Linked DNA regions of Mus musculus: regions 2 and 3 are each linked to region 1. A link is a loop called in an ENCODE intact Hi-C map of the cell type or tissue named here. Cell type or tissue: heart. All regions are shown on one strand. Links, peaks and the distances in the headings refer to the core of each region. The heading gives the core; the rest is flanking DNA. Region 1 overlaps Nkx2-2 (NK2 homeobox 2). Region 2 holds the start of Kiz (kizuna centrosomal protein). Region 3 holds the start of Gm39955 (a long non-coding RNA gene).

Region 1 (10,395 bases), core at 2,868-7,867:
CTCCCCAGCTTAGTGTTTGTGGTGGTTTGAATGTGCATTGGCTCATGGGAAGAGTGCCTTGTTGGAGGAAGTGTTTCACTGCAGGGGTGGGCTTTGAGGTCTCCTCATGTGCTCAGGCTCTGCCCAATGTGGGGAAGAGCCTCCTTCTGGCTGCCTGAGGAAGACAGAGGTTCCTCCTGGCTGCCTGTGGGATGTAGAACTCTTGGCTCCTGCTCCAGCACCAAGTCTCCCTGCATGCTGCCATGCTTTCTGCCATGATGATAATGGACTGAACCTCTGACACTGTAAGCCAGCCCCAATTAAATGTCTTCCTTTATAAGAGTTGCCTTGGCCATGATGTCTCTTCACAGCAATGAAACCCTAAGTAAGACAGTCTTGAACTTACAATAAATCCTCCTGCCTTGGCCTCCTGAGTGCTGGGATAAGAGGTACATGCCACCACATCCCAGAGCCTTTTGGGTTTTGTTTGTGAACCAGAGGGGCACTAGTTCAGAGTGTGAGTAACTAACTTGTTCAAAGTTGCACATGGACAGTGGCCATCTTCTGTTGTAAGAACAGGCTTCTTATACTTGTGCTCTCTATTCATGACAGTGAATGACTGTTGAGGGTGGCCAGGGTAACTCATGCAGTGACTCTGGCAGATGTCACTGTGTCATTGAGAGGAAGGCAGAGCCACCCAGCTCTCAGACTCCCCTCTCTCCAGGGGGCAGGTGTGTTCCCTGATGAGACACCTGGAGTTGCATCTAGGCCTTTGACCCAAAGGCTGGCTCTACACAGCACCTTGCAGGATCAAGATCAAGGCAGGATTTTAGAGTTGTGAAAGTGGAATCTGTCCTGTAGGAAACTCCAAGTGATTAATTTATGCCCCCCCTCAAGTTTGAGAAACTGTGATCTGGGGCTTGAAGAGGCGAGAATCTATCCAAACTCACCTATGTGTAAACTAGCTGAGGGGGATGTCCCAGATGGGGGTGATAGCACAACCTCCCCTCCAGCCAGCAGGGACACACCTGTGCCCCCAGGCTTTCCCAGTGGGATTTTAATCTGCTTCCATGGGCATGGTTCCATTCTTTCCTGTTTCAAAACCATGGGAGTTTGAGAACACTTGACTCTGGCGTACACAGATACCTGGTGACAGACGTAGGGACTCACGGAAGCCTCTTCCTCCATCTCATGACTTCTGCAGTTGGCTCACGGCAGCTTCTTCATGAAATCCCCAAAGGCACAGTGTTAGGAACCAACACTGTGATTCTATGGGAATACTTCGGTTTACACGGACTTTGGGCAGGGTAGCTGAATGACTAAAAGCGATGCTAACTTGATATCTCCGGAGTCCATTGGTGTGGAGAAACACTGAACTGAGAAGGAAGAACAATACATCAGAGAACTTGGGAAACGGCTGTTCCAAGTCAGGGGAGGAAACAGGGGGGATACAGGTAGGAAAGACGAAGGCACCTGTTCCCAAGGCACGGAATCAAGCTACCCAGGTGGAATGTGATTCTAGATCCTGGGATGTTTGACAGGCTTCTGTGTGCACCCATCTGCTCCTGAAGTCCATGGATGCTTCCCAGCACTGGGGAAAACAAAGGTGTGGGAAGTTCCTACAGTAGGATGGAAGGCAATGGCTGGACATCGTTTCAAGCTGGACCTTACTTTGCCATTCTTCCACAATCTCACAGGCAAAGTCACCAGACTCACAGACCAATCACATAGACCGACTGGTGCCAAACTGCTCAGAAACGCTCTTCACAGTGTGGAGGGCAGAGATTCCGTTCTTAGCAAAGAGCCCAAAACAAGGTCTCTGCAGGTAACTGACCATGCAAAGCAGAAGCCTCAGTGCGTTGCAGAGCACGTCCTCCGGGGCAGCTGAAGCGGTCCACCTCCATCTTGGCAAGCCTCAAGGTTTCCGGCAAAAGCCCCCTCAATAGGCTTCCTCCGCGTGATATTTTGGAGCTGTGCGTTTGAGCCTAAGTGCTTGAATGAGCCCCCAAATCTGTAGGCTTTCCTGGTGCTGTGGGGGTTCTGGAGAGAAGAGCTAACTTGTTTGTTCTGGATGCCCAGAAGCAGCAGGAGAGCCCGGCAGCAGTATGAGCATGTGTGGGGTACGAAGGAGAGAGGACCGGTGACATGGAGGAGGCCAGAGGAAAATGGAGGAGGAGAGAGGACACGGAGGAGGCAAATAGACGGGGCGGAGGTGAGAGAAGATGGAGGAAGTGCCAAAGATTATGTAGAAAAAAAAGATACAGGGCCAGGGGCAGGTATGGAGGAAGAGAGGATATGAAGGCAATCAGAAGAGACAAACAACGGTGCTCCTCGGCTCTCAGACCATGTTTCCCTCACCAGGCCACCCCCTCTCCCTTTCCAACAAACAGTGCTCAGGTAAAGAAAAACAAAAACGTCTGAAGTACAAGTCGCCCACGGCCCAGTAAATAATCCACACCCACGAATGTGAAGTCCCCCTAATTAAACTTGGTGGTTATTTGATTCCTCTCCTTCTCCTTCTCCTTCTCCTTCTCCTTCTCCTTCTCCTTCTCCTTCTCCTTCTCCTTCTCCTTCTCCTTCTCCTTCTCCTTCTCCTTCTCCTTCTCCTTCTCCTTCTCCTTCTCCTTCTCCTTCTCCTTCTCCTTCTCCTTCTCCTTCTCCTTCTCCTCCTTCTCCTTCTCCTTCTCCTTCTCCTTCTCCTTCTCCTCCTCCTCCTCCTCCTCCTCCTCCTCCTCCTCCTCCTCCTCCTCCTCCTCCTCCTCCTTCCTATGCAAGCAAATGGGAGATGTGCTGAGGAGGTTTCTGAAGGCAGTTGGGGGGGGGGGGGGAGAGGGAATCCAGGTGTGTGCAAATATGACCAAAACATATCAGATAGGTTAGACAATTGTTAAAGAATAAGTACAAAACTATTTTAAAACAACAACAACAACAACAACAACAAAAACACAAGAAAGTCTAAGGTGGATAAAGCAGATACATGGGCAGGGCTGATCTGCAGGACCTCCTGTGTACAGTTGATGAGAGAGGGGCAGGGCTGATCTGCAGGACCTCCTGTGTACAGTTGATGAGAGAGGGGCAGGGCTGATCTGCAGGACCTCCTGTGTACAGTTGATGAGGGAGCACGGGCAGCATGAAGACCAGGGGCTTTGGAGAAGAGAACGATTGCTCACTCTGCGGAGGCTGCAAGTCTGAGCACAAAGTCCCAGGAGGGTCAGTATCTCCCGAGGCCCTTCCTAAGCTTGCAGATAGTGTCGCCCCCTCCCCCCCGGGCCATGGGACCAGTCTTAACCAACTTACCTCATTAAAGTTTCTCTTTCCAGGGGCTGGAGATAGGGCATTAAGAAGCACTTGTTTCTCTTGCAGAGTACCCAGATTTGGTTCCCAGCATCCACATGGTGGATCACAAGCATCCTCAACTCCAGGTCCAGGGATATTTGAAGAACTCTTCTGATCTCTGTGGGCACCAGGCATGCACATGGTGTACAAACATACATACAGGTAAAATACTAAGAACTTGGAGGACTCTGGGACCTGTGTGTGGCTGCTAACAGGAACCTGGTAGGTGATTCCAAGCTAATTCTGCAGAGCAGGAGGGAACCTTTCTCCCCAGTCCCTCCCTGTCTTCACCAGAAATGGCATGGAATGCCTTCGAGGTGGGCCCTCTGCTCTTGGGGCTTTTTTCTGGGTTCGTGTGTGTTGGGAGTGTAACCTGTGAAACCCAGTCTCACATGTAAAGTGAATTGATTGCTCACACCAGACGAGGTGATGTAGGAGAGGAACCTGGGAGGTGCCTTCAAAAGTGGTAGATGGTGGTGACATCAGAGACCTGCCACTGTTTCTTAGCACTTTATGAAGAAAGGCTCTAAATTACCCCAGATAAAGAAAAACAGAAAGAAAGAGATCCCTCCTATGTCTTCCAATTGACTAACAAGTGTCAGGTTATTTTTTATTAGAATAAATTACATTTTCCTGGCACAGGAAACATTTTGAAGAGGTGGAAATATATGCTTCAATTGTGGTGGTGACAGTAACAGAGACAGTTGACATCCACAAGGCAGACGAAAGAAAAAGGTTGAATGCCATCAACCTTTTCATCACACTCCAAGGGACAAGCACCAAGCCAAAGAATTGTAATTCTTTCTTTGGCATTGTGGTCCTACTGTAAATGGACTTTACCCAGACATCCCTCAAATCCACAGATGACCAGATTGTGCTCCCAGGCCTGAGTCAGTCGCCCGACCTGAAATTGTTTTCTTATCCAATCGCTCCACCTTGCGGACACTATGGGCACCGCAGCTTCGATCCTGGCATCCATCCGTCGGTTTTGAAATGCTGGTTTAAGAAAGTAAAAAGATCAGTGTCTGGAGCGCCAAGGTGGACTGATTTCATGCTTGTTTGTTTTGTTTGGGTGTTTGAGGGGAGTTCAGGGGGGTTTAATGATTGAGGAGATGCTGAGGAAGATAATCTTCTGGGCTCCCAGTCTACTGCGATGCCCTCCAACTTCTTGGAAAGGCTGTGGGCAGAGATGGAAGGCATCCCGACTCGTGTATCTCTTTCATTTTGGATGCCCCACCCCACACCGCTGCCTCTGTGTAGTTTAGGAATTGGCACCGAGTTGGCATACTTTTATAGGATGGGGTGTTTCAGCCTCCCATTAACCGCCCCCAAGCGTCCACGCGGCGTGTCCCCCTGGTGGTAAAATCCCGCTACTGTATAGCATGCAGTGTCAAGGCAAAGGCTCTGACCAAGAAGCCTTTCTGGATTGTAAGCTGCACCACAACCTAACTGGATTTGAGGGTTGAATAGGATCACTTGGAGGCCATATTACATGCTGGCCAAAAGATGGTTTCTTCGTTCTAGTACCTCCCGCGAAAAGCGGGGAAGGTTGGACCGAAGTCAGAATTTCTCTAAACTCTCCATTACACTCATACTGAGCCACCTTCCCCTGCCGTCATCTAAAATGGTCCGAGACAGTTCGGGATCATGGGAATGGCGCCTGAGTGCTATAAATGGGAATTCCTAAGGGTCAGCACACTCCTGGCTCACGGAACCACTTTGCTGAGTCTGTGGGGGTAGGGACTTGCAAAGAGCAGCGCGGAAATGGAGGGACGGGAGGATTACAACCTAGGAAAAGCAGGATGCTCAATGGTGATGTCCCCTGAGGATGCCGGGTCACCCGGACACACTGTAAATAGAACAGCTGTTCCCATGGTCAGACACTAACTCTAGTTTTGAGCCTGATTGCCCGTGGTAGCAGGCAGACTGTGGGAGTAGCACTGCAATCCGGGTGTGTTTGTTTCAGGGACAGAGAGACTCGGTGGGTCGCTTAAAGAGAAAAGCGCTTGGGCGCCTCCTAGCGGCCACACACGAAAAATCCTAGTTTTCCTCACCCCACGTGGTTCTCGGAGCATTGGAAACGTTCGCTTGCAAGCCCTCCTTTCCGCACTTGCTCTGATGGCGGCGCTGAGACCTATTCACCTCTTTTAATAACGATGCCCTGGGAGGGAAAATATAGAGGCTTTTAAAATCCAGACTCCGTGTGTGTGTGTGTGTGTGTGTGTGTGTGTGTGTGTGTGTGTGTGTGTGTGTGTGTGTTGGGGTGTTGGTAAAAGCAATAAAACTCAGATCGCTTCCTTAGCGAGATAGCAGCAGCTATAATGCTCCAAGGGGATCAGGGTTTATTTGCAGATCCTGGATAAAAGATGATATATCGACGAGATTTAGAGTGTCACTGTGCCTGGCCTCTCGGGAAGTCACAAGTACATATTTCCTGAAATACCACCCAACACAATATCTAATCCAATGCCACTTAAGACAGGGAAGGGAATGCCAGCATCCCACAAGTTTGCACCCAGCTTCTAAGTTCGAAGTGGAGAGAAACCATCCCTCCCTGGAGAGGTCTAGGGCACCTTAACGTTTCTTGCCTGGCCCTTGTCTTCAGTCCAAGTGATCACTAAACGATGAGCCCTAATAAATACGTTTGAGAAATGTCCTTACTCTTGGCAAATATTGGATTAGCTTTTCAATGACCAGGCTCTTGAAAAGGCTGGAGAAATCCATGCCAGGTCTCAACTAAGCCCAACAGTCAATAGGTAAGGAAAATAAGTTATTTCCCTTGTGGGAACGGGGAGTACTGAGAAGGGAGTGTTCACTCTATGGAGTTATCTACATGATGGCATTTCAAAGCACTAAAGGGGACAGAATTTGAGGTAACCTGACATTTTCATCAATGTAGTGGTGCTTCTACTTTCTCTAGAGATACACATCCAATTTCTATTTTATTTTCACAACGCAGTTTATACACTTTTTTTGGTTAGAAAATATGTTGCTTATATGGGTGGTGTTTGTAGAGGTTGTACTCAGATCCAACTCAGACTGCTTAGGGAAGGCCGCACAGGGTGTGTTCTTTCTAAGTATTGCTCTCTGCAGGAGACACTGAGAACTAAGGAAGGAACCTCTTCAGGTGAAGGGTGAAGGCTGTGGGATAAGGTTCTGAACTGTTCTCGCCCCCCCCCACTAATGTCAGATGGCTACACCTCTGTAGTTCAAGTAAGGATGGACAACCCCCCCCCCCCCAGCTAGCTTTGGTAATCAAATGATTCTGCCTGGTGAAAGATGCCTTGGCTGCAGCTTAGCTGGGCTGAGCAGCCCCCTGGTTTCTTATCCTCTTGGGCCTTTCCAGAAGTATGTGGAGGTCCCTGTGACCATCAGTCTATTGGTGCATGAACATATATGGTTTGCATATACCCAGAGAAGTCCAGAAGCCCTAGAAAAGCCAGAGTACCAGCTAGTTCCTGAGCACCCCAGGCCTGGCTTCAGCATGGGGCACCCAACCAGAGCCTAGCTGTCATTTCAGATAGAGTGAGCACCAGGGTCCCAAACCAAACGGTGGTGTGTGTGTGTGTGTGTGTGTGTGTGTAGGGAGGGAGGGAGGGAGAGAGGGAGGGAGGGAGGGAGGGAGGGAGAGAGAGAGAGAGAGAGAGAGAGAGAGAGAGAGAGAGAGAGAGAGAGAGAGAGAGACTGACTCTGTGTCACGGGGCCTAGGCGGGGCAAGCGCCCTCTGAAGCCATCAAAGACAGGGTGGCTTTTTTCCCCCTCCTCCATCCTCCTCCCCAATAGATATAGCACGAATTTTTAATGCGTCTTCCTTTCACAGACAACAATACAGGGTTTGAAAGCCGGACACAATTTGGGTTTTGTGCGGGTCCCTCCTCGCGCTCCCTCGGCCCAGCTGGCCATATGGAATCCAGCATGGAGTCCGCGGATCACAAAGGGACCCAGTGACAGGCTCAACAAAACCCCAAGGAGACTTCTGCCTGACTCCGGGATTCACTGCCCGTGATAAGCGCGCTGAATGGTGCGGGTGGGGGGCTGGGGGGAGCTTCTCTCTCTTCCCCTCTCTGTCCCCTGCGATCCTTTCTCTGTCCCTTTTTAATATGCACGCCTCTAACATCTCCAGCTCCCAGCTTTCCCATTGTGCGGTTTTGTGCGGCCCTCTGTAGATTGGGCGAAGATAGACTGCCGAAGCGGACCCTGAGCGGGGTGCGCTCCCAGGGCGCTAGGGTTAGGGCCACACAGGGCTCCACGGGCGCTTTTATTGACTCCTTGGGGACCCGAGGACAGAGAAGGGCAGGCGCACGGCCCACCTCCGGGGACTCCTGAGAGGACATACTGAGAGTGCAGGCCTGTGGGCCTCAACTTGCCAGGTCCTGGAAACCTGCAAGTGTTTGGGCCTTAACACTCCCGTGAGGGTCTGAGAGCTCTTGTGAGTGTTTGTGGCAGAAAGCCTGGACCCTGAACACCCAACACTCACCCTTCCTGCGCTGCCCAACGGACCTCTGGACAACCACAGAGGCCCGGGGCTTAGGAGAAGTTGCACTTAGGATAGTGAGCAATTGGTTCCAGGGCAGGTTGGACATCTGCCTTTTGTATTGCACAGCAAACATAGGCAGTGAATTCTCCAGCTTTTACAAACAGCAAAACAAAACCCCACAGTTTCCAAGCTTGTGCGTAGAACAAAGGGAGACTTTTCAGTATTTAGGGAAAACTGTCCCCTTCCCAGGGCTGATGGGAAAGGACCTGTAGGGGGTGTATTAGAAAGACTCCCATTGCCCTCAGTGATGGGGTGTGTGTGCACAAGGCAGAATATAGTGTAATCACGGCCTTGCGTGTGTTGTCCCAATTTAGTCACAAGGATAATCATGTTTGCTTTAGATATTGAATTAAATCTGATCACCAACTGGATGGGAGAAAGAGAGAGGGGATCATCTAGAGTGACTCCCTTTGCCCAGCCGGCTGCCTCCTTACCTTCTAGCCTCACCTCAACGCTGGAGCTCTGGAGGACCACAGACACTAGATCCAAATAGACTGACTTTCAACCTCCTGGCATCTTAGAGTTTGCTGGGCTCTGACTCATGAAGTCACGGTGAGACAGAACAGAAAGGCGTGTGCCCGCTGAGATGCAGGACCATGTGTGCTCCAGGCTCAAGCGACAAAAGCTCAGTTCGCAGTGGAGGAAGGAAAGATTGCCACCTCAGTGGACGGTGTGCACATGCCTGTCCTCCTACCCGAGCCCTGGTGGCAGGAGTTCCACTCAACCCCAAGCTTGTACTTTCTAACCGTCCACCCAGAGCCATGACCAAGAAACCAAGAACTATCCAGCTCCATCGGATCGGGTTCCAGGCCAGAGGGATGGACAAGATGGGGCATCAGTAATGAGAAGACTGCATTGCCTAGGATCCCCAGTCGCTCTACTTCCCTGGCTCCTGGGACTAAAGAGGAATGACCAGTTTGGAGGAAGGCGCCAGATCTGGTTTGGTCACCCAGGGCTCAGCCAGTTTCTAGAGACAGGCAAAGCCTCAGAAACCTTAATGTTAGCTCTCCCGCCCTTCATCCCAGCGCTCAGGACTCGAAGAGGTCAACTAGGCCTCAACTTGGTACGCAGATATTGAGAAAGTGGTGCAAAGAGAAAGCCATCAGACTCAATCTCAGACCCCCCCCCCCCGTCCCCTTAGCCAGAGGTAAATTAAACTTAACAAAGTGATAGCCATCAAGTGTAGTGGTTTCAACAGCTTTTCAGGCTGAAGGAGCCACTCAGAGATTTGGGCGAGTGAGGGGGGCTTGCTTTCCTTGTTTGGCGCTACCCAAAGTCACTTTCCCTCCCCCTGTTGGGGATTCAGAGAGTGCACAGAAGCCGGAGAGCGCCAGGCCAACAAGGACTTTGGACCACTGGCTAGCAGGCTGAAGGCCAAGCTGCTCTGGTCCTGCGCGGAATCGTTTGGGTCAGCCCGCCTGAGGCCTATCCCGTGCACTCCTCCACTGTCTGGATAACCCCGCGGCCACTGCGCTGCGAGAGGAAACGCCAGAACTAGCCCAGAATACAGCCCTAGGCTCCAGATTTGAGGTTGACGCCCCTTCCAACTCGGCCCGGGAGGGAAAGTAACAAACTCAAGAACTGGGCTTGGTTTTGTGTTTGTTTGTTTTTTTAAACACAGGATTTTTATTAAAATTCTTATTTAAAAAAATCGAAAGCTTTCAGCGCCCGGCGCTCTTGGGGAAACCACGTGAAACTGCTGAGTTCCAAGCTCCGATGCTCAGGAGACGAAAAAGGGGGCCCGGGGGTGAGTTCCCTACACATATTTTCCTTTTTCATAGTTGAAAAATGTTTGCACTGAACAAATTAAAAATAAAAATAAAAATAAAAATAAAAACCCGCTGCAACTCAAACATAACCCACCGAAAACAAACGACAAAGAGAGGCAGGCCCGGTGGGGATACAGGCCCATCCAGAACGTCATTTGGCAACGATCACTAGCGATATTTACAACGAAGAGCGAAATTTGCCACCAGTTGTCAGAACGTGTACATGGCCATAAATATTTAGCATTTTCTTATAAAAAAAGAAATCCTCTATATTTTAAAGTGTTCTCCACTTGCTTTTAGAAGGCTGACAATATCGCTACTCACACAAACATAGTTTACAAAATTCACGAAAGCAGTGCGGGGGTGGGGTGGGGTGGGGGCCGGTTGGTCCTTTCTCTTTTCAAGTGACAACGTTAACGTTGGGATGGTTTGGTCCCCTCAGGGAGAGAGAGGCAAAGAAGCAAAGCTGCACAAACATTCTGTAAACACGGCTTAGAGTTCTATCCTCTCCAAAAGTTCAAAGGGGAGAGCGATGGGGCAGAGTCAATGGAATCTGCCACTCGGGGAGGCACAGGCAACCTCCCTGTGCCTCCTCAACTGAGTCGAAAGTCAGACTCGACTCTATAATAATAATTATAATAATAATAATAACAACCGTGGTAAGGATCGAGTCCTCCTCGCCACCGGCGCCGCTGGGGTGGGGCCAGGGCCTAAGGCCTCCAGTCTTGGAGGGGCGGCGCTCACCAAGTCCACTGCTGGGCCTGGACCAGGGGG
Region 2 (10,395 bases), core at 2,871-7,870, 320 kb before region 1:
AGTAAGAAGTAGTTAGTGGAGCTGTCCAGATGGCTCATAAGGTAAGGACCTTGCCACCAAGACTGATAACCTGGTCTTGATGGCCAGGACCCCATGTGGTAGAAAGAAAGAACCCAAAAGTTGTCATCTGACTTCCACAGGCATACTGTAGCATGTGTCCCCTCAACCCTCAAAAAAAAAAGACTTAAATTAAAAAATATATTTAAAGTAGTATCATATCCACCTATAGACACAGAGAGACACACGCTTCAGTTGCTCAAGAAGACCACATTAAGAAAACAGGAGAGGAAACTGGAGGATTGCTGGCAGAGATGAGAGGGTATTTTTCACAATATATTTTTTACACCTGAATTTGCATGATTATTGCCTCTGATACAATAATGAGAAATGGGAACTCCTACAAACTAGCCTCCATAAAAAAAGCAAAAAAGCGAAACCAAAAAACCTAGGCCATTGCTTGGTGCAGTAACATAAGATAAGCAAGGCCCAGCCTTTTGACCCCACTCTGCCTCCTGCAGGGCTGTTTTCTCACCTTCCAAAGAAACAATGCCAGCTTGTGTTGATTGGAATAACTCTACCAGGCACAGTTGAAAATAAAATAAAATAGCACACACTTTACCACATTTAATCTTCTCAACAGCCTTGAGAGATGAGGGCACTGATACTGCCACCCCTGTATAAGTGAAGCTTTGGGACACAGCAAAGATAAGCATTCTGCCCAAAGCACACACTTTGTAAGAGCAGGCAACAGTTTAGCACATCAATGATGTGCTGAGTCAAAATTCTCAACCTCTGTTCAACCACTCTCAAGGACACAGTGTAAGTACTTGGAGTAGGGAGAACGGTTCTCCATGGCTTCACCATTGAGGTGCCCCAAGAATAAATGAAGCCTACATTTCTACAAAGACTCATGGATAATTGAACATGATGAGGAGTGTAACATTCTCCACTGGTGCCTCCTAACATGAACACATAGCTATCAAATTAAATGGCGTTTATTATGCAAAACTCTTTAGTTTCAACCTGCCTGTGATCGCACCATCGTGAGAGAAGCTTGGAGTGTCTCTTTGTTCCCAACCCTTGTAGTTAGGAGTACTTGTTGAACCCTGATGAGAAGTGCATGCAAGTGGCAAACAATTATGAAATCCACCAAATGATTTTTGAGGAGAATCTTGGCATTGTAAGATCAATTCACATGGGTTGTCACCATCTATAATCTGCCCCTCACACACTCAGGGCTGCAGACCTGTCCCTGCCGGTGCACAGAGCCATGGTCCAGCTCCTCAGAGAGCAAAGTGTACAAGGATTTGTTGCTTTAGGGCTAGCCTGTCAGAGGGCTCCTACAGAGGCACAGTCCTGAAGAACTCAGGGGCGATGATTCAAAGACTTAGTTGTAGGTGGACAAGGATGTCGAGACACAGTGAGTCCGTCTCATTAAGGAATGCCTCTAACAGTTCATTCTTCTGCTACTACCCTTGTAGTGTATTTTGGCTCTTATTTGGCTTTCTGGTAGCTCAAGTATCCTAGACACTCTTTTAGTAGTTGTAGGTTTTTCTGATTTGAAACAAAACAAGAACATTTATTTATTGACATTTTCATTTATTTACTTACTAATGTTGCCAGAATTGAAACCAGGACTTCAAACATGAATTCTCTGTCCTTTTATTGGCCCACCGATATCTTACTGTCTCAGTGTCTCTGAGCAATTCCATACCTTTCCATATTAGTCCAGGTTTACAGAGAAACAGAACAACCAGGCAATACTTGGGGAATAGGGTGGAAACTGGCTTGCCAGACTACAGGAGATAGCAGTCTTATTTCCTAAGTCCTTTGAGTAGATCTGACACATCTAGATACAGAGATGCTGTGACTTAGATATGATTTCAATGTACTCCCCCAAGTGTTCATGTTCTGGGAGCTAAGTCTTCATCATGGTCTTGGTCTTGAAATGGTAACATGTTTCCCAGTTGACACTCAATGCAGAGTAATTACATTGCCTCTGTAGGTGCTTCTTTCAGATTGACAGCTCTTGTGGGACCTCAGGCTGTTCTCCTTGGAGTATGATGCTGTTAAAATTGCCTGAACCCTGAAACTACTAAAACTTTCTGGCTTCCTGTGTCACCATGTGATCTCTGTCATAGCTGCTTCACCATTCTAATGTCATCTGCTATTAGGCCCTCGCTGAGACCCAAGCAAGGGGTCATTTGACCTTGGTCTTATGGCCTTCCAAAATATAAGCTAATAAACCCTTTTCATTTATAAAGTTCCAAGCCTCATACACTTTGTTATAGCATAGAAAATAAACCAACAGAGGCCATCTGCTTTACTCAAACTCTTCTTATTTAAACATTAAACACATCTAAGAAAACTGTTGGGATCCAGGCGTCATCCCCCAAACCACACAAATGCTGACCTGAGTCAGATGGGTATGGTTTATTGAATGCATGTGGTAATACTGATTGATCAGGATCATACATCAGAATTCAGGGGTGGAGTCATGGCATTGAGTGCCTTTTTATGTCAGCTTATAAAGGAAAAACAAAAACACAAAAACCATAATGATCTCATATGCAGGTGCAAAAGTGTTGTGCGGTGGTCAGCTTTGACTCGAGCCATTTTAAACATAACATTTCATATTGTCCTTTGATTTGATGGATCCTACAGAAAGCTTTGTGGAATACCTAACATGCACAAGGCTCAATTTAATTTTTTTTAAAGAACATGATTTTTTTAAAAGGTAAAATTTTAATCTCAACATATTCTCAAAAGCCATGCCCTTACTTAGATTAGAATAGTCTGGGGGTTGGGGTTGGGGCCTGGTCATCTACAGGCCTTGAAGGACTTACCAAAGTACTGTAGTAAAACTTTAGTTAGATATGTATAGGTTGCTTTTCTCACTGCTGTGATCAAATGCTAACAGAAGCACCTTAAGGTGGATTCGTTCTGGTTTGTGGGTTAAGAGGGAACAGTCTGCCATGGTAGGAAAGGGATGTCAGAGTTCACTATAGCAAACGTGTGTAGCTGAAACTCCTCACATCTGGGTAGACACAGGAAACAAGGAACAGGGAATTCTGACGCTCTCTTGTTGACTCGGTCTCTATTCCACCTGGACCTTACAGCCCCTGGGATGCTGCAGGCTACATTCAGGATGGATCTTTGTCTTCCTTTAAATCTCTCTGGAAATACCCTCAACCAAGGCATGAGTCTCCTAGGTGATTCCAAATCCAATGAAGCAGATGATGATTAGGCATCACACTACAGGCTGTAAATTAACCTCAGTACACTAGCACTACATCAGTGTGATAGAATGAGTTGACAGAGTAACTAAAAGCCATATCAGTGCTAACCTTACAACTGGGCAAGAGGGTCCTGCACTAGATCTGCATATTACAGGCCTGCTCTTGTCCCTTCCTGACCACTTAATGTGAGGTCGAGTGGATGCCCATGGCAGTTCACACACAACTCCTAGAACACAGTCCCAGGTACCCAGAATCCAGGCATTTCCAACTCAGAGGGTCCCAGACTGCTCTCCAGAGTCTTCAAAGATCTCTTTCCTGGGCCGTTCTTATAAGGAACCATCACTAGTATTTAGCTTTAGGCCAAAAGGAGGCTGAGACAAACATATGGATACAGATGGGATTGGTCGAATGGGGAGAAGGCCGGGCACATGGATCCCTACTGTGAGTGAGGTGTGTCTCATCATGCAACCCTGAAATTAGGGAATTATTAATTTAATTAGGGTGGAAAATTAGGGGGTGGATTAGGAAAGAATCAGAGAACTAAATTCCACATATTTAGGAACATGGACTGTATTTCCATGTTCTTAAAAAGGTATATTGGTCAAGGCAGGAGCAGAGACCCTATTTTGCTTATAGCCCATTATGCTGATTTATGACATTTTAATTCAATGAAGCGCACACGTGTGCATGTTTGTGTGTGTGTGTGTGTGTGTATGCATGTGTGTTAGAGTGTACAAGTAGAGGTTAGAGAACAACTCTTGGGAATCAAATCAAACTCAGATTGCCATACCTGCAAAGAAAGCATGTTTCATTTGCTGGGCCATCGTCTGGTCCACATGTTTTTGTTTTTAAGCCAAGGTCGGTCAGGCCCGCCTGGAATTAGAGATCCTCCTGCCTGTCCCCTTGAGTCCTGAGATTACATGGATATATTCTACCTTTCAGCATTTAGGCAGACAGTATGAGGAAGGAAGGATAGGCAAAATCATAATTTAGGGTTGCTGACTTGACCATTTCGTTGCTTCCCCTAATGCCAGTATGGTACTATAAGTCAGAGCGCAATGGACATGTGCAGTGTATAGTGAGCATGTTATAGTGGGACAAGACACGGACACATGCCGTCAGAAGCAGCTTAGATTTATTATGCCTTGATTTTTCAATTGAGTTTTGGTCATTACACATTCAGGAACGGTTTACTGTTGCTGAACTTTTTGACACACAGCTCCCTATCCCTAACCCATTCAGATATGGTGCAATCCCCATGGAGTCCTGACACACTATTAAAGAAATGTTGGTGTCAGGGATGCTTTGCATGAAAATAAAACTACCGACTTGAGAAAAGAGACATAAAATTAAAAGTCTAGGATAAGGAACCACATTGACTACAAGTACGTGTGTACATTTTTTTTTTTTTAATTTCCTATTCCAAGTGGGTTTTAGAATCCAGTTGTCTTTCTTCAGGAAGCCTTTTGCCATGTTGATGGAGGCAAGAATAAAGACTGATTCTGTTCTGGGCCTTTATAACCAGTAGTTCCTCTGAACTGATCTAAGGTTAAGTTAGTCTTGCTGTAATAGTCTGCCCAATTCACTCTGGGGCACCTAGGCTTTTTGTATGGTCACAGCTGAGTTGTGGGACATAGGGTTTATGCCAATGTAGTCTGGCTGGGGGCCTTGTTGGAGAATTGACTGCAGAAGTAAACGGTTTGATTCACAAGGACCTAGTTAGAAACCAAATCTTTCTCCCCTGAAAGGGCTGATGGCAACCTGAGCATTGAAAAACATTCCAGCGTGGGATGGCATATTTGGTTTCTTTGTTTGTTTGTTTTATTTTGTTTGGGGGTGGGGTTTGGTGTTTTGAGACTAGGTTTCTCTGTGTTGTCTTTGTTGTCCTGGAACTCACTCTGTAAATTAGACTGGCCTCGAACTCAGAATTCCTACTGCCTCTGCCCGTAGTGCTGAGATCAAGGGCATATTTGCGGTTCTTAAATTTTGTTTTCTTCTAGCTTTTTGTTTTGCTTTCTAAGTGCTGGTATCAAAACAATCTTGTCACAGGGTCTCTCACTGCAAATTCTAGGAAGGTAAATAAGAAACTGCATCTGATAAAATGAATGCGTGTAGGACGGATTCTGTAGGGGAAGAGAAACACAGCGGTAGCAGAGAGAACGTGACACAGCTCCCTTGTCTTCTCCCTGTACCACCAGGGCTGCTCCACCCTTGCCAGTCTCTCTGTCTTCGCCCCTCCCGGACCCACACCGCGGCTAACCCCGCCTCCTCGGCGCCCCGCCCTTCGCCCCGCCCTCTTCAGGCCGCTAGGCGCCTTGTTTACCCGCGGTGCATGTTGGGGCGGTCTCCTTGGGCAACGCTGGCCCGCCAGCTGCCCTGTGGCAATGCCGCGAGGGCGCGGTGGCGGTGGTGGTGGCCTGCGCCAGGCCTCCGCCACCTCTGCGCCCTTGGCGAGCCCCAGCTACTACGAAAGGGTGGGCCAGCTCCAGCAGGCTCTGCGGGACAGGTACGGCCGCGGGACGGGGCAGGGAGTCAGCGGCGCCACTGAGAGCATCGGGGTACGGTGTCCGGCCCACTTCCCGCCAGTGGTTCACTAGTGTTGGAACTCGCCTGCGACCCCCAACTAGCCCCAGAAGGGGTTAGGAGCACAACTTTACCACGGATGCCCCTTGTTTGAAAGCGCAGAGAGACTGTAATCTCTCATGACAACCAAAGCCAGGTCCCTCAGCCTGCGGATGCGGCCGGAAGTGAGAGTGGGAGTTTTTTTGCCTGCCAGTCTTGATCAAACCTTGTGAATTTCTTTAGTCCTCTCTAGTCCTACATGCCCCCTCCTCACTCTCTCTTCAAGTTGTCATCCTACTTTGACAGCCGCACTGCATCAAAGATGACAGGTCCAGGAACGCAGGCTGGAATGGTGTGTGTGTGTGTGTGTGTGTGTGTGTGTGTGTGTGTGTGTGTGTGTGTGTGTGTGTGTTTGCGCGCGCGCTGTAGTCTTTTAGAAGTGTCTGGGGCTGACTAAATTTCTAGTAAAAGGATGAAATTTTCAACGGGTTCAGCTTCGAGGGTTGGGATTGCCTTTGATTAAGACATGAAAGATGAGAACCATTGGAAAAAGCTAGATCTAAGAATGCATAAATAGAAAAAAGTACAAAGCAATTGACTATAAATAACCACATGGAAAGATAAGTTGTTGGAACACTTATTTAGCTGCCAAATTAATTGGACTTAGAAATCTCATTAGTTGACAAGAAAGGAAATAGATTTTTGGATCTTTTGATAAACAAAACATTTAGTGGGTGTTAAAGTTACAGAATCATTCAGAAGGAACAGGAGGGCTGTAACAATTCTAAGATCATAACAGTAATTGCAGGTGAGGTAAAGTAAGTGATTTTTCAAAGGAATTGCATCTTACACTAGACTTAATTTTTGCCAATTACTTGTTAAGTAACTCCCACGGGCCCTAACTCTTCTTTCCGTGTTTTATCTTCTTTCTACATCCGTTTTTTTTTTTTTTTTTTCCTTCTGACACAGTCCTGCTCACCTACTCTAGGGATCTCTTAATCTCCCACTTAAGAAAAAAAAAATTAACCATTTAGGCGTATGTTGGTGGTGGTCTATGCTGAAGAGACAGAAATAGGAGGACCACAGGTTCAAGGCCAGCCTGGGATACAAGCCAGCCAGGGCAGCATAGTGAGAACCTATCTCCAACACACACACACACACACACACACACACACACACACACACACACACCTTTATTTTTCCTACAGAGCTTTTCTTTTCTCAATACTTTCTAATGTTTGCACCTTCAGTGTGCTTAGTGAGATCTCAGAGAGAATACAATAGAGAGAGAGAGAATGTGTGTGTGTGCATGCACAAGCACGTGTGCACATGCGAGCTCAAGTGTGCCTACATTGAGAATTTTAGGTGAGAAGCAACACCTTTTGCTCACTGTGTAGTACAATGGTGGAGGAGGTGTTTTTGTAAAATGTTTGAATTTATGGGTTAAATCCAAAAGTCAATTAGCCAGCGTCTAGGTGTTACAAATGCCTTATGTGGAATGCCATCACCTCATTGTCACTGAATAATGATCTTTTTTCCAGTTACCCAAGGTGGTGGTATTAGATCTCTGCATATATATATGTGTACACATATATATATGCATCAGCTAATTTAAAAGCAAGAACTTTAGTTTTAGTGCCTTTATCTCATTGTCTGTTGTAGTTCAAGAGTGGTATAGTTACCTTTGGCCTTTACTTATTTGTGTTTTGTAGGCAAAGATCTGCTCTTAAAATGTGACTGATTTAAATGACATTCTTTTTGAACTAGGTTAGTGGTAAGTTATTTTTGCCTCCTATGCTGGAAGCACCTGGTTCTTTATGGTCCTTATGGCACAATAACTGTAATGATTATCCACTTTATGTTTAGCACTTTTTGCTTTAATTAGGAAGCAAGGTAAGGTTGTTGAAGTTACATAAGAAACTGGAGTCAGATTTTATGGCCTGTTCATGGTCCTGCATTTGAAGATTTGTTTTATTTTTAAGTCAGTGTAAATCTATTGCTCTGTGTGATCATTTTTCATTTTAAGAATCTGTAAGTGACTCTAATTAATGCATGCTACACACAAGATAGAAGCAAATAACTCTAGAGAGGGAGCTATAGTAAATGAGTAGGAACATGAGTTCTGCCCATGACAAGTCATGAGACTTCACCAAGGGTCACACACACACACACACACACACACACACACACACACACACTAAATGTAATAACATTTTAAAAATTAAAGCCAGTCTCATCATAGGGACCACTATTTCCTGAAAGTCCATGTTCATCTTCAATATTGTGAATTTCACAGCAGTTGGAAATGCTTTTATCACTTTGGAAACTTTGGGGAATCAGGAGATTAACAGCAACAACAAGTACAGTTCAGCCTTCTTGGCCCTTTTAGAGGCAGTCATTGAAATGTTAGCTGATCTGATAACTGAGCTTGTTCATCGAAACTGTTGTATTTTAAACTCCAGTCATTTTCCTGTGTATTCCCACATAGGTGTAATTTTATAGCTTGAATGTTTTTCTATGTGTGTGTAGTGCTTTCTCTCCATTGTTGTGAAAGTCCGTAATTGAATCTGAAAGAGTCTAATGGAGTGACATGTTGCAGTGTGTATAGTGCCCACAAGTGTGGTAGAAACATATAAGTGCAGCTGATACTTAACAACTACTGTATATAAAAACATCCTTTGAAAGGTCCATTAACCAGCCCCAGTTATTTTCAATGGTGATACCGATTCAGGGCAACATATCATAATGGTTCAGAATTGACGCTGAGATATTAGCTGAGTACAGTTGAGGGTGATGGAAAACCGTGGTATTGAGACACAAATTGACTAAGTTCCTTAAAATGTAGAAAATTCAGCTTTGTAAGAACAGGCCAGCTGTGAAAACCCAGATGAGGGTACAAGTGACTGAAACAAAGACTCTGTAAGTATCTCAGGTTTGGGCATTTCAGAGATTCTGAAATAGAGATTTGATATGTAGGCATTATTTGATATGTAAGGATTATTATGGTGGTCCCACCAATAAGCCTTCCCTCTGACTTTTTACTGAGGTAAATATCCAGTGTTTAGACCTTATGTTAAAACTCATATGAAGGATTACCATTTGGAGATGCAGCAGCATGGAGGAGGGAGTTAGATGAGGAGTTGACAAAATCAGCACCATTTTTTCGTGGAATAGAGAGCCACAATGTGTCTGTGGTTGCTAAGATATGAAGTGTTCAGAGAGAGACCAGCAGTGTGACCAGCAGGTATCTGCATCCACAAGAGAAGGAACTGAGAACAGAGATCTTTCCAACATTATTAAAAAGAATTTGCAGTTTCGGAGGTGATGGAATTTAAAAACAAAACAAAACAAAAAACAAACAAACAAAACCCAACATGGCCCTTTTTCCCTAGATTGCAGAATCATTTAAAAAATATTTTAAAATAGACTCAAATTTATTGAAAAGTTGCAAACATGGGACAAAGACCCAGCATTTCCCTCATCAAGATTCTCCTGAAGTCCCAACAATATTATATTTTTATTTTCTTTTCCCATACACTTACCTAAAATCAGTGCTCTTCTGTTAAATACTTCAAACTGTGATGTGAGTATGTGATGGTCCACGTCATTAAAACCTTCAATGTACTATTAAAAAAAACAAAAGAAAGAAAGATGCTCTTCTATATAACCATGGTACAGCTCTCACAGTTACCCTTCAGCCTTGCTGTGTGTCCCTCCACACACTCAATGCCAGACATAAGTTGTCTTAGAAACCAATTTGTCTTAGTAAGGGTATCTATTCCTGTACAAACATGATGACCAAGAAGTAAGTTGGGGAGGAAAGGGTTTATTCAGCTTACACTTCCACATTGCTGTTTATCACTAAAGGAAGTCAGGACTGGCAAGCAGGTCAGGAAGCAGGAGCTGATGCAGAGGCCATGGAGGAATGTTACTTACTGGCTTGCTTCCCCTGGCTTGCTCAGCCTGCTCTCTTAGAGAACCAAGACTACCAGTCCAGGGATGGCACCCACAAGGGGCCCTCACCCCTTGATCCCTAATTGAGAAAAATACCCCACAGCTGGATCTCATGGAGGCACTTCTCCAACTGAAGCTCCTTTCTCTGTGATAACTCCAGCTGTGTCAAGTTGACATACAAAACCAGCCAATACAATTGACCCCTTGTCAACTTGACACACATACACATCACTATTAAGCCTTTCTTTCTGGTCCTTTCTGGTCTAGGGTTTAATTGAGAAACATGGCTTACATTTGGTGTGCCATGTTGCTTCTGACCTCTTGGGATGATTGTTTAGTCTGACCCCATCTGTCATGTTCCTGGCAATTTCTTAAGTATAACATGTCTTCTAGAAGGTGACCCCAGGTTAGATCCTTTAGATGATTCTTCTTGATCAGACTTCAGTCATTCAGCAGTAATACCATGGCGGTATAGAGCCCTAGATGTATTTAAAGATCTTCCTGTCCTTGTAATTTAAGCACAAATTCCCTATACCATCTAACCATTTGTTTTTCACAAGTCAGACACACAATTGGTTATAAAACCCTTGAAGGTTTAATAATCAAGATGTCAGTAAAGATTTCTAATGTGGAAATACAT
Region 3 (10,395 bases), core at 2,212-7,211, 78 kb after region 1:
TACAGATAGTTCTGAGCTGCCATGTGGGTGCTGGGAATTGGCCCCACGTCCTGTGGAAGAGCAGTCAGTGCTTTTATCCACTAAATCATTTCCAGCCCCCCTTTCCCCTTCATTTTATTTATCTTTTAAAAATACAGTTCAGTTTACAGTTCAAATTTTATTGATGATGATGGTAGTGATGATGGTGTGTGTAGTGTATGGGAAGGCATGTGCCTCTGTGCATGGGTAGAAGTGAGAGGTCAAGTTTCAGGTTCTCTCTTTCCACTATGAAGCCTCAGGATCTAACTCAGGTCATCAGATTTGTACAAAAAAAAGTCTTTAACTGTGGCGGCATCTTTCTGGCCTCATTGATTTTGAGCCGGTGTGTCACTGTATTGCCCCTGCTGACCTGAAACTTGGGGTCCACCTGAATGAGCCCCGACATTGTTGAGATTATGAGTACCTGGCTTTGCACTTATAATTTTCCTCCTTCTGACTATGGATTTTGTTATCAAACTCAGGACAGCTTCATAAGACAAACCAAAGAATACATCTTCCTCGGTTTTCTGAATGAGACCCTAGAAGATGGGCCTGATTTTTCACTTGATTATTTTGAGAAATTTGTACAAGTACGACATCATTACATAAAAGAGCAATTGAAAAAAATTACATTCATGCACACAGTCCCATGTAGCTTTGTGTTACAAAACTGTAACAGCTTAAAATTATAATATTTATAATTACAAAACTCAGAACACTATATAGACTACAGTTTTACAAAAAAAAAGCACACTGAATTAGAAAGTCACATTACAAAACCCTCCCCTACTTTGGAAGCCAGGCTGCCTCCAGTTATAAATCATGAACCATTTAATGGGCTGTGCAGTTCTTTGCCACTTTCTTGGCTTCTCTGAACTCCAAGTTTCCTTAATTGTCAGGTGAGTTTGCTTCATGGCTCTTTGCTCCCTGGAGTTGTCAGGAAGAGCCAATGCAACAACTGTATGTCAGGTAGTTAGCCCAAGTTGGGTGTGCAGTGGGTGTTCAATGCACAGTGATGAAGTTTACCACCACATGGGCAATTTTTAATTTTAATAAATTGTTTCATTCCAGTCATAATTAAGCACCCATTGGAAACCAGGGGCTTTGGGGCACACCAGCAAAATCAAATGTGGCCTTCGATGTGCCTGGTATAGGGAATCAGCGCTGAAGCCCAAGGATCCATGAAATAAGATGAAATAAAGCAAAATTGAACCCTGTCTTCATGGTGCCCCTTTTGTTCTGCGTGGACAAGGTAAATAAAATCAGCTAGACCTGCTGGGCGGATCGGAGACCAAGTGTGGGCTCTGAGGCTGTCACATGTTGAGAACCACCTGAAATGAATCAAGGTGACTTGCTTTTCTGAAAATGGATCCCAGGTCTAAGGCCTAATTCTGGCCCACGCAGGTTATCACCAGTGTTTATCCATCGGAGCTGACAGGCATTCTGGGAAATCTTTGCACCAAGGCCTCACTTTCTGCCGCATATGACTATGCTAATTTTTGATATCCATTTCTTGGATAGGTTAATGGAGCCTTAGGGATGAGACTTAATTCCTGAACTTGTTGCAGAAGTGCAGCGAGACATGTTAGGAACGTGGTGATGTGCATCAGGGGGCAGAGAAAGTAGACTCGTTTATTTGAGCAGTTGTTGGGTTGGTGAGCTCGACTGTCTATTCATGGACAGGATTATACGAATGCAGAGTCGGAGCTACACCTCTAGAGAGATGGGTACACACATCTGCACACATCTGTATAGTACATTCACATTATGAATTCAACATTATAATTATACACCCGCAATGTGTGATTTGATATATTTACACTACTGTGTCAATCAGTTGTTAATTCTGCTTGCAAAACCATTAGAAGCATAAAACGGGACCTTGTAATGCCGGGACATTGGAGATAGCCCTCTTTGGGTATGCCTGGACAAGACCTGGCAGTCTTCCCTGCTTGGCAGTCAACCTTTTTTTCTCCTGCAGTTCTGCCCATTGTAGGGGTGTCAGATGCCAAGGGGCAGAATGGATTCGGAGGAAGCTGGCGTCACTAAAGCATGAATGGCCTTTACTGCTTCTGTGCCAAAGGGCTGAACCTCCCTGGGTGGGAGGACAAGGAGAGCTAGCTGGAGGGTCAGGGAACTCCATCATCTTGTGAGGGCTTCGGCCAAATGCAGGGCTGGTGCTGTTGTTCAGAAAGAGGGAGCTGGTGTGAGAGGCCCAGGGGCTTTCTTATGCAGTAGAGTGGAGCTTGATCAACACAGCATGAGGCTCTCTTGTCATGGGCTTATCTGGAGCCCAGTGTCTCTGCTGAAGAGCCTTGCAGGTTGTCAGGTTAGTGCTTGTTTGGTAAGAGAATGAAAAGCTGGGACCGAGTTGCAAATTAACTGGGGAGACTTCTCTGGCAAGTAAAAAAACAAGACAAAACAAAACAAAACAAAACAAAACAAAAACAATGCATGCTTTCTTCTTTTGTGGATGCAAGATTTCATAGGTACATAAATCCACATAGGTATTGATGATCAGACACTGATAATGAAACTGTCTGGGGAATTAGTGGGCGGGGCGGGGGGGGGAGAAGGAGAAGGATAGTGGGTGGAGTATGGCAGGGAATATGCTCAAAGTATATTATATGCTTTTGTGAACTTATGTAATCTTATATAATAATTTGACTTTAAAATCCAGGTTGTGAGTCAGTTGTGCTTGTTTGTGTAAGAGATCAAGCATGCTAAAACTTCAGCAGATGAAAATATTATTATTTAGAGCCCCTATGAAAGTACAGCTCCCAGGACTCACTCTGTGTGACAGTTCAGTGGGTGGGGCATGTCTCAGTGTTCCAGGACACAGGAAAGGGACACACATTCAGTGGGTGGGGCATGTCTCAGTGTTCCAGGACACAGGAAAGGGAACACAGTTATACGGCATGCAGTATCTCTCAAAGCAGTTAGAAGAAGGGATTTTGAGTGTGCTTACTATAGAAGATGACTAAATGCTAATGATCCGACTTCAGCATGTCCAATGTGTACATGCAACAAACTTCCACCCTATCCCATATGCACGTGCAGTTATGATGTGCAGCAAACCCACAAACCTCTGCCTCTGCTTGGCGATCTGGGACAGTTGCCGCTCAGATTTCCACAGGTGCCCTCACAACTGCTCTCTGCTAGGTGGACGATGGCAGTGAATACTAGAAGAGAAACCCAGGAATTACAAAACAAGGAGGGAACCTGGCTTGGTGGTAAACATCTTATTGTCACAGTCCATGGGAAGCTGAGGCAGGAGAATCAGGAGTCATCCAAAGCCAACCTAGATCACAGAGTGAGAGTCTACCTCAAAAACAAAATAATAACACAGGAGCCTTTGAAAGAAGTCAGAAATAACTTTGTAGACAGGAAAATCTTTCGCCTCTAAAGAAATCTAAAATTTTGGTTTCCGGGAGAAGTCGTGAAAAGGTTATTTCCCCTACACCCTTGCCTTCTGGGTCGGTCTACTTTAGAAGCTTCTTAAAAGCTTCATTTAAACTTGCTGAGAAGTTGTCCACCGGGGACAGAATACAGATATCGGGGCCTCGGAGACTCTGGGGCAGCTGGTTTCCGATGTGAGCGGATTCTATGCTTTATAGGGAGTGCCACAGAACACGGGGCACTTTACAGGTCACCAGAGAGCAGTTCTCAACACTGGCTTCATCAGAACCAACGGACCCAATTCCCCAACTACAGCCCAGACCATTCCCAGCAGAATCTCTGTCCATGGGGTTCAGGCAGTAGCAGTGCTTAAAACTTGCCCAGTGACCTGGTCCAGGCCAGATGAAGAATCCCTGCTCTAGCAGGAAATTCTGTTAGGAGTAATGGCGATCAGATTTCCAGCTAGCAGAATATCATGGTTTTGTTTTGTTTTGGTATAACTTGCTGTACTCTTCAGCTAGCCTTGAACTCAGGCTCCAGCCATCTCCAGCTTCAGTCTTCTGGGTAGCTGGAGCACAGGTGATATCACCACTCGTGGCTCAGAATCACATAGGAGACAAACAACAACAATAACAACAACAACAACAACAACAAACAAACAAACAAACCTATGCAATAATTGCTGTTTTATCTTAAAATGAATAACGTAGAGCATAAACTTATTTGCGTTCTTAAAAAGGTTTCCCTTGCAATGCAAAGGAGAAAGAGAAGTGAACAGAACAAGAGACTAGGGAGAATATTGAGCACATGTCTGTAGAGGCAGGACATACCTCAGGTCTGACAGTTGTGGGCTAGAGCCAGGGACCAGAGACTACCTTTTCAGGATGAACTTGAGACTCTTCAGAAATCCAGCCTTTTTCTGCCAGTTGCAGAGGCCCAGCCTTTTCTCTGTTGTCACTGAGGACCCACAAAGGCCCACACAAATCTCTCAGGAGGTCCTCTTGAAATCAGGCTCTGTGAGGCGGCTGCCTCTGTGTTCTGCATGGGAACAGCATCTGCAGACTCGAATATGAGGTCCGGGGACAGAGGTCAGATTAGTGACACAGGTTCCCAATAGTCTGGAGAGGCCCTCTGGTGCTGCAGGCTTCCTCCACACAACCCAGAGTTGGACATCCAGCTGGGAGAAGTCACTGGCCTTTTGAAACCCCAGAGAAGCATCTGCCCCTGGGAATGATTTGTCAATCTCCTGCGCCCTCTAGCGGCAGATGCCTGTCGTGCCTGCACCAAGAGAGTACTTCAATTTTTATCCTATAGTAAGTATTCAGAGGTCAAGCTGCTACACATTTCCTTCTCTCTTGTCTATCTTTCTACCTGACTATATGATGCTTCCACAAGTCTTCTATGCATTTACAAATGACTAATGTATATATTACATATGTATTCATTTCTGTATGTGTAGATAGAAAAGTAGATATGTAGACACATACATGCTTCATCCATACATATGAAATATGTCTTATATTTAACCATTTTAAAAGATATTTTTGTATGTATGTATGTATGTATGTATGTATGTATGTATGTATGTATGTATGTATGTATGATACATATTGAGACAGGATCTCTCTATGTAGCTCTGGTTGGCCTGGAACTTGCCCATAGACCAAGCTGGCCTTAAACTCAATTGTCTGCCTGCCTCTGCCTCCCAAGCACTGGGATTGGGATTAAGGGTATATATATGTGTGTGTGTGTGTGTGTGTGTGTGTGTGTGTGTGATCATGCCTGGTAGTAGTGTACATATACATATACACATATACATATATATACATGTTCATATAATATTTGCAAATGTAAAAGTACTTTTAAAATGTTACATAAAATATATATTTGACATATGCAATAAGATTTGATTATATAACTATAAATGTTATAAGTATGATATATCAGACTAATTTATAGTATGCATATTTTCTATAGACTATATATTCATATTTGTAACATATTTATATGTGTTATGTATAGTAATAGATACAAGGTTTCAGTGTATAAAAGGAATCCAATCGTCTCAGTTGGGTATAGTGGAAATAAGTTAGTATCCTAGCTTGCTCTCTGTTATTGTGATCAAACACTGACAGAAATAACTTTTGGGGTAAGAAAGGGTTTATTAGGATTTAAAGGTTATGATCCATCATTGAACAAAGCCAAAACATGAACTCAAGGCAGGAACCAGGAGACAGGAACTGAAGCAGAGGTGATGGAGGAATGCTGCTTACTGGCTTGCTCTCCATGGCTTGCTTGGCCTGCTTTCCTATAGAACCCAGGACCACCTGCCCAGGGGTGGCACCACCTCCAGTGGGTTAGGACTTCCCACATTAATCATTAATTAACAAAACACCTCACAGATAGTCCCACAGCCAATCCGATGGAGGCAATTCCTCAGTTGAAGTTCCCTCTTCCCAGGTGACTTGAGTCATTAATAAGAATAAGACAACCCAGCGGATTCATTTGATTTGCCTTCCTCTGGGGGACATTTGGATTGGTTTCCTTATTTGCCCATCATGGGAACTCCTTGCATGTGCGACTTTGTTCGTATGAGGTGTTTTTCTCCAGAGCACAAACTTGTCTTTCACTCAAGCCAGGAACTTAAGGCTGAAATGCAAAGTCTTGTGAAAATGAGAAGGGATAGAAACAGGACGCTTTGTGAACTGAGGACCAAGTTGGCCAGAGGGTGGGGTGTTGGGAAATGGAAGAGTTGCTTTTACCTGTAGTCTGGAGCTTTTGTTTTGATTTTTAATTAGGAAAAACAACACTTTTATGTGGCTCAAAATTTAAAGAGAATGACTGAACGGATGTAAGTAAAGTCCCCACCCCCTTTTCTGACTTCCAGCTACACAGTTCTTAATGGAGATCCCCAATATCAGTGGTCCTTTTGGACTCTACACAAGATCATTTATATGTGCGCAAACAAGAAGACAGATCTCTAGTACAGGTGCTCCCCAGTAGTAGAATTCCAACTCAGTTGTAGGGTCCCTTTCTACATGACTTGGCAGTTTCTACTGGTGCAAAATGGTTCACTTCTCTAAGACTGGAGCCACCATGTATTATGTTATTTACCAAGGATGTAAATTAAACAAAAATGGAATCTTAGAGGGTTATTTTAAAACGTTATTGTAGTATGGTTTCAGCTAAATACTAGCAAGGAGCCTAACTCGCTGCACTGTCTACCAGATGGGGGCTTCTTCCACCAATTCTAGATGCAGCTTGCTGTGGGCTTGAGGCTCCTTGGGTGCTATTTTGCAGTAGTTCCACTTTTCTTGTCCCCTCCTCACCAAGCTCTCCACATTTTGGATATGTGCTGCTAACCTCACGGTCTATTTTTTATCTTCCTTCTCTGCTGTGTTGTCTTCTCCTGGATACTAGTGTATAAGAACCACTGCAGAGGAAGATTATCCAGCTGAAGAGAATACTGCAGGAGCCTGGGTGCTGTGTGCCTTTGGGCATCTCTGCTGCTCTGTTTTCCAGCCTGTTGTCCACATGATCTTCTCCCACCTCCTTATGTGGCCCACTCATCAAGCAGCCAACATGAAGCCATGCTTCCAAATATGGCCGACACTTATGTGACTTTCCCTCCTGTGTTCAGAATGCCTGACTTAGACCCAGCAATGGAAACAAAGCTACCTTCAGTCCCATGAACAACCAGAAATGTGCCCTGGGCCTCTTGTTGGCACCTGTCTATTGGGTAGCCAGGCTCTCTTCTATCTCCCCTTTTACAACCATGGAGAGGATAGCACCCTGTCTGAGCAACTTCACTGTCTCAAAGCCCTGCAACCCAGCATGGTACCTGACTGATGAACAATGAATGCCTGGCCTTGTATCCAGAGGCTGCACTAGCAAGCACCTCCCTGTGTCTCTTCATTTCTCTTAAAATCTTGATCATTAAATCTCAGCATATCTTAAAGAAAATCAACACTGAAACAGATCCCTGTTATATATCCACACTGAAGACGTTTTTCTAGAATCTTCATTTTATGTAGTCAGAGCATCCTTAAATTGAAAATCCAAAGACTACATGTTCCAAAATTCCAAACTTTTTGCCCCTGACATGAAGCCCCAGTGGAGATTTCCACGCTGATCTCACAGATTGGTCATCTCCAGAGCATGTCAGAACTAAAAATCTTATATAAAGTTACCTTCAAGCTCCAGGTAGCTGTACATGAAACATAGGTTTTATGTTTACACTTGGGCCCTACCATTAACCATATTTCATGATATCTGTGCAAATACTCTAAAGCAGAGGTTCTCAACCTGTGGGTCAAGCACTCCACAGGATCTCATATCAGAAATTTACATCATGACTCATAACAGTAGCAAAATCGCAGTTATGAAGTAGCAACACAATAGTTTTATGGTTGAGGGCCACCACAACATACGGAACTGTAAACCACTAAAGGTGGTTTACAGCACTAGGAAGTGGTTTGCAGCACTAGGAAGGTTGAGAACCATTGCTCTAAACTCTCAAATCTGATCATCTCTGGCTCCGAGCATTTGGGTAAGGGTCTTCAATATTAAGGTTGTCTGTTGGGTCCACTGATAAAGTCTTCTCGTCATATTTGGAATGGAAATGAAGAAACAAAATTTAAGATCTATTTGATTTCAATCCTTGGTCAGTTGAAAAGCAAGCAAACAATCAAACAGCAAATAAGCATACAAAAATAATAACTCAACAGAACTCAGGTCACTCAAACATTTATTTCTTGGCTGGAAAGGAGAGGTAGAACAGGCAGTGGTTGGAGATAGCCCATATGTGCAGGGATTTCTGCTCTCTGCAGAGCACATACCAGTGGCTTACTTCTGTGCCATGATAAGCCTATGACTGCTTGCTAAAGCCGAGGTTACTGCACTTTTGAAGTCATTGAAGGTTCAATAATTACAATCAAGCATTTCCTTAGTGACACCTGAGGAAGGTATGGAAAATATCAATAAATCTCTTCAACTTTCCACCCATTCACCATCTTAAATATTAAAAAAAGAAGAAAAAAAGCTGGAAGAAGTGACCCATGAAGGGCTAGAGTTTGGCCTTGGGTCACAGGGCTCAAGGACTCCATTCTGTTATGACATCTACTTGACAGCAGGTTGGCCACCAACTCTGCCACATGGTGCATCTGGGGCAGTCTTAACACATTTGAATGCTGCCATCAAGAAGGGTTGATTGTATTTGCCAACAATGGCTGTCCTAGTGTCCCCCAAACTTCCTGCTCCTTTTTAGTGTGAGCTGGCTTCCACTCCTCCTTAGGCAGTTGTATCCCCTTTCTTCTTGATCTAGTGTTACAGTTGGACTTGAACTGTGCCCCCAAAATCATGTGCTCTAGGCTTAGTTTCTAGCCTGTGTTGTCACTGAGAGATGGTGAAGTCTTTATGAGAAGAGAGCCCATGGGGGAAGTTACATTGTTGGCTCTTCCTCTAGCACACATTCTCATCCCATCCATGAGACACTCACCACAGACACAAGATATAGTTTCAGGTTCTGAATCCTCCAAAACCCTGAGCCAGCTCAAACCTTTCCTTACGTTGCTTTTCTTGGATATTTATCATAGTAGCAGAAAGCTGGCTAACATCGGGTGGATAGTGGAAGCAATTGGTTTGTCACCAATAGAAGGTGGAAATGCTGCCTTGGATGTCAAGTCATAGGAAGGTTTATTCTACAGTGATTGGCTGATTTGAGCTGTTAAGAATTACCTAGAGAAATGGTAACTGACCCAGGAATGTGTCTCATTGGGAGAACATCTATATAACTGTTTCACACACACACACACACACACACACACACACACACACACACACACACACACACACACACACACATATTTGATCATATATGAAAATAATCGTATATAACATATCATTATATATACACATATACATAATTTACATATTATGTATGAGTATATATTAATAAAGCATTTGTGTGTGTGTGTGTGTTTGTGTGTGTGTGTGTATGTGGTGTTTCTAGAAGAGCTTAACATGACTGTCAGTGGGTTAGGTAGGGAAAATCCATATCTGTGTGGGTAGCCATAGCTGGTCTTCTGGGGACTTGGAGAGAGCACACCAGAGCAATGTATGTTCTTTTCTAGATCAGTGACACACTATTCTCTTCTTTGGAACACCATCACCTGTCTCTGCTTCCCAACTGTTGACAAGGTGTGACCAGCTGCCTCACAGTCCTGCCTTCCAATGATGTGCTATATATTCCCTCTAACTGAGAGCCAAAGCACACCGTTCCTCCTTCAAATAGATTCTGTTGGGTATTTAGTCACAATGAGGACAGAGAGAAACAAATACAGACGCTGATCCATGCTTGAACCTTCCAGTGCCTCCCCCTTGCAGATGCCTTCTTAGCTTCCACAGTCACTGGCAAACCCCCTTAATATCTGTCCTTACACACCCATATACATGTCACTTGCTGGTTCTGTACTATCTGGGGAATCCTGACAAATGCAGAAGTCCTGGATCCCTTTGCTCTGCTTCTGTATGACACTCTACTAATGGGCCAGCTCCTGAGATGGCAGAAGCTGGGGATTAGAGCTCCGATTTGCCGCAAGGCTAGCCCAGCTCTGAGACATCTTATCCATGTGCCAGAGACCAGAGCCATGTGTGTCCAGTTGTTCCATGACCCCGGCCCTGGGTTCCCAGGCACCACCTGGGAAAGCTAAAGTATCTTTTACTTGACAACAAGCTTTTCTGAACTTCTGGGCTAGTTTTCTGGGTTAGTCTCACTGCATAGTCCAGGCCAGCCTCAAACACTTGATTCTCCTGACTCAGCTGCCTGAACAAGTGATTACCACAGATATGCTTGTTTTGTATCTCTCAGTTTGAGGCAATTTGTTATGTGGAGGTATTTAATTTGCATCAAAAGACAAAGTTTGAAATGGGTTTTGATATAAATTGCTTAATTTGAGGGGTGAATATTGCCATGCCCAG

What was found. A loop is a pair of places that touch in the nucleus more often than their neighbours do. Peaks named below come from ENCODE experiments on the same cell type or tissue, not always from the same donor. Only the 100,000 strongest peaks of a DNase experiment are listed, where the experiment ranks them.
Region 2: a loop joins it to region 1, with 2.1 times the contacts of the local background. A loop is called at or near these places in 2 of 42 quality-filtered maps.
Region 3: it touches region 1 in a loop (2.8-fold over the local background); 2 of 42 quality-filtered maps call a loop at or near these places.

Annotation. Positions count from the first base shown.
Region 1 is chr2:147,173,634-147,184,028 of GRCm38, forward strand. It overlaps Nkx2-2 (NK2 homeobox 2), which reads right to left. Exons shown (of 2, transcript NM_010919.2): 2 at 9,519-10,395. The coding sequence ends at 10,362. Among named protein-coding and RNA genes, the nearest start is that of Nkx2-2os, 5.3 kb to the right of the region's middle. In heart, for the core only: CTCF peaks have their summits at 4,259 (motif pointing left), 4,672 and 5,327 (motif pointing left); DNase peaks (open chromatin) are centred at 4,258, 4,688 and 5,118; H3K4me3 peaks cover 1,249 bases; H3K27me3 peaks cover 3,936 bases.
Region 2 is chr2:146,850,299-146,860,693 of GRCm38, forward strand. It overlaps Kiz (kizuna centrosomal protein), which reads left to right and starts at 5,582. Exons shown (of 14, transcript NM_001033298.4): 1 at 5,582-5,745. The coding sequence starts at 5,624. In heart, for the core only: CTCF peaks have their summits at 5,459 and 5,663; a DNase peak (open chromatin) is centred at 5,543; H3K4me3 peaks cover 1,576 bases; H3K27ac peaks cover 1,530 bases.
Region 3 is chr2:147,252,265-147,262,659 of GRCm38, forward strand. The region is part of intron 1 of Nkx2-2os (NK2 homeobox 2, opposite strand); the gene reads left to right. Gm39955 (a long non-coding RNA gene) reads right to left here and starts at 4,592. Exons shown (of 4, transcript XR_866809.2): 1 at 4,248-4,592; 2 at 3,105-3,200; 3 at 1-50. In heart, for the core only: a CTCF peak has its summit at 4,683 (motif pointing left); no DNase peak of the experiment used is centred there.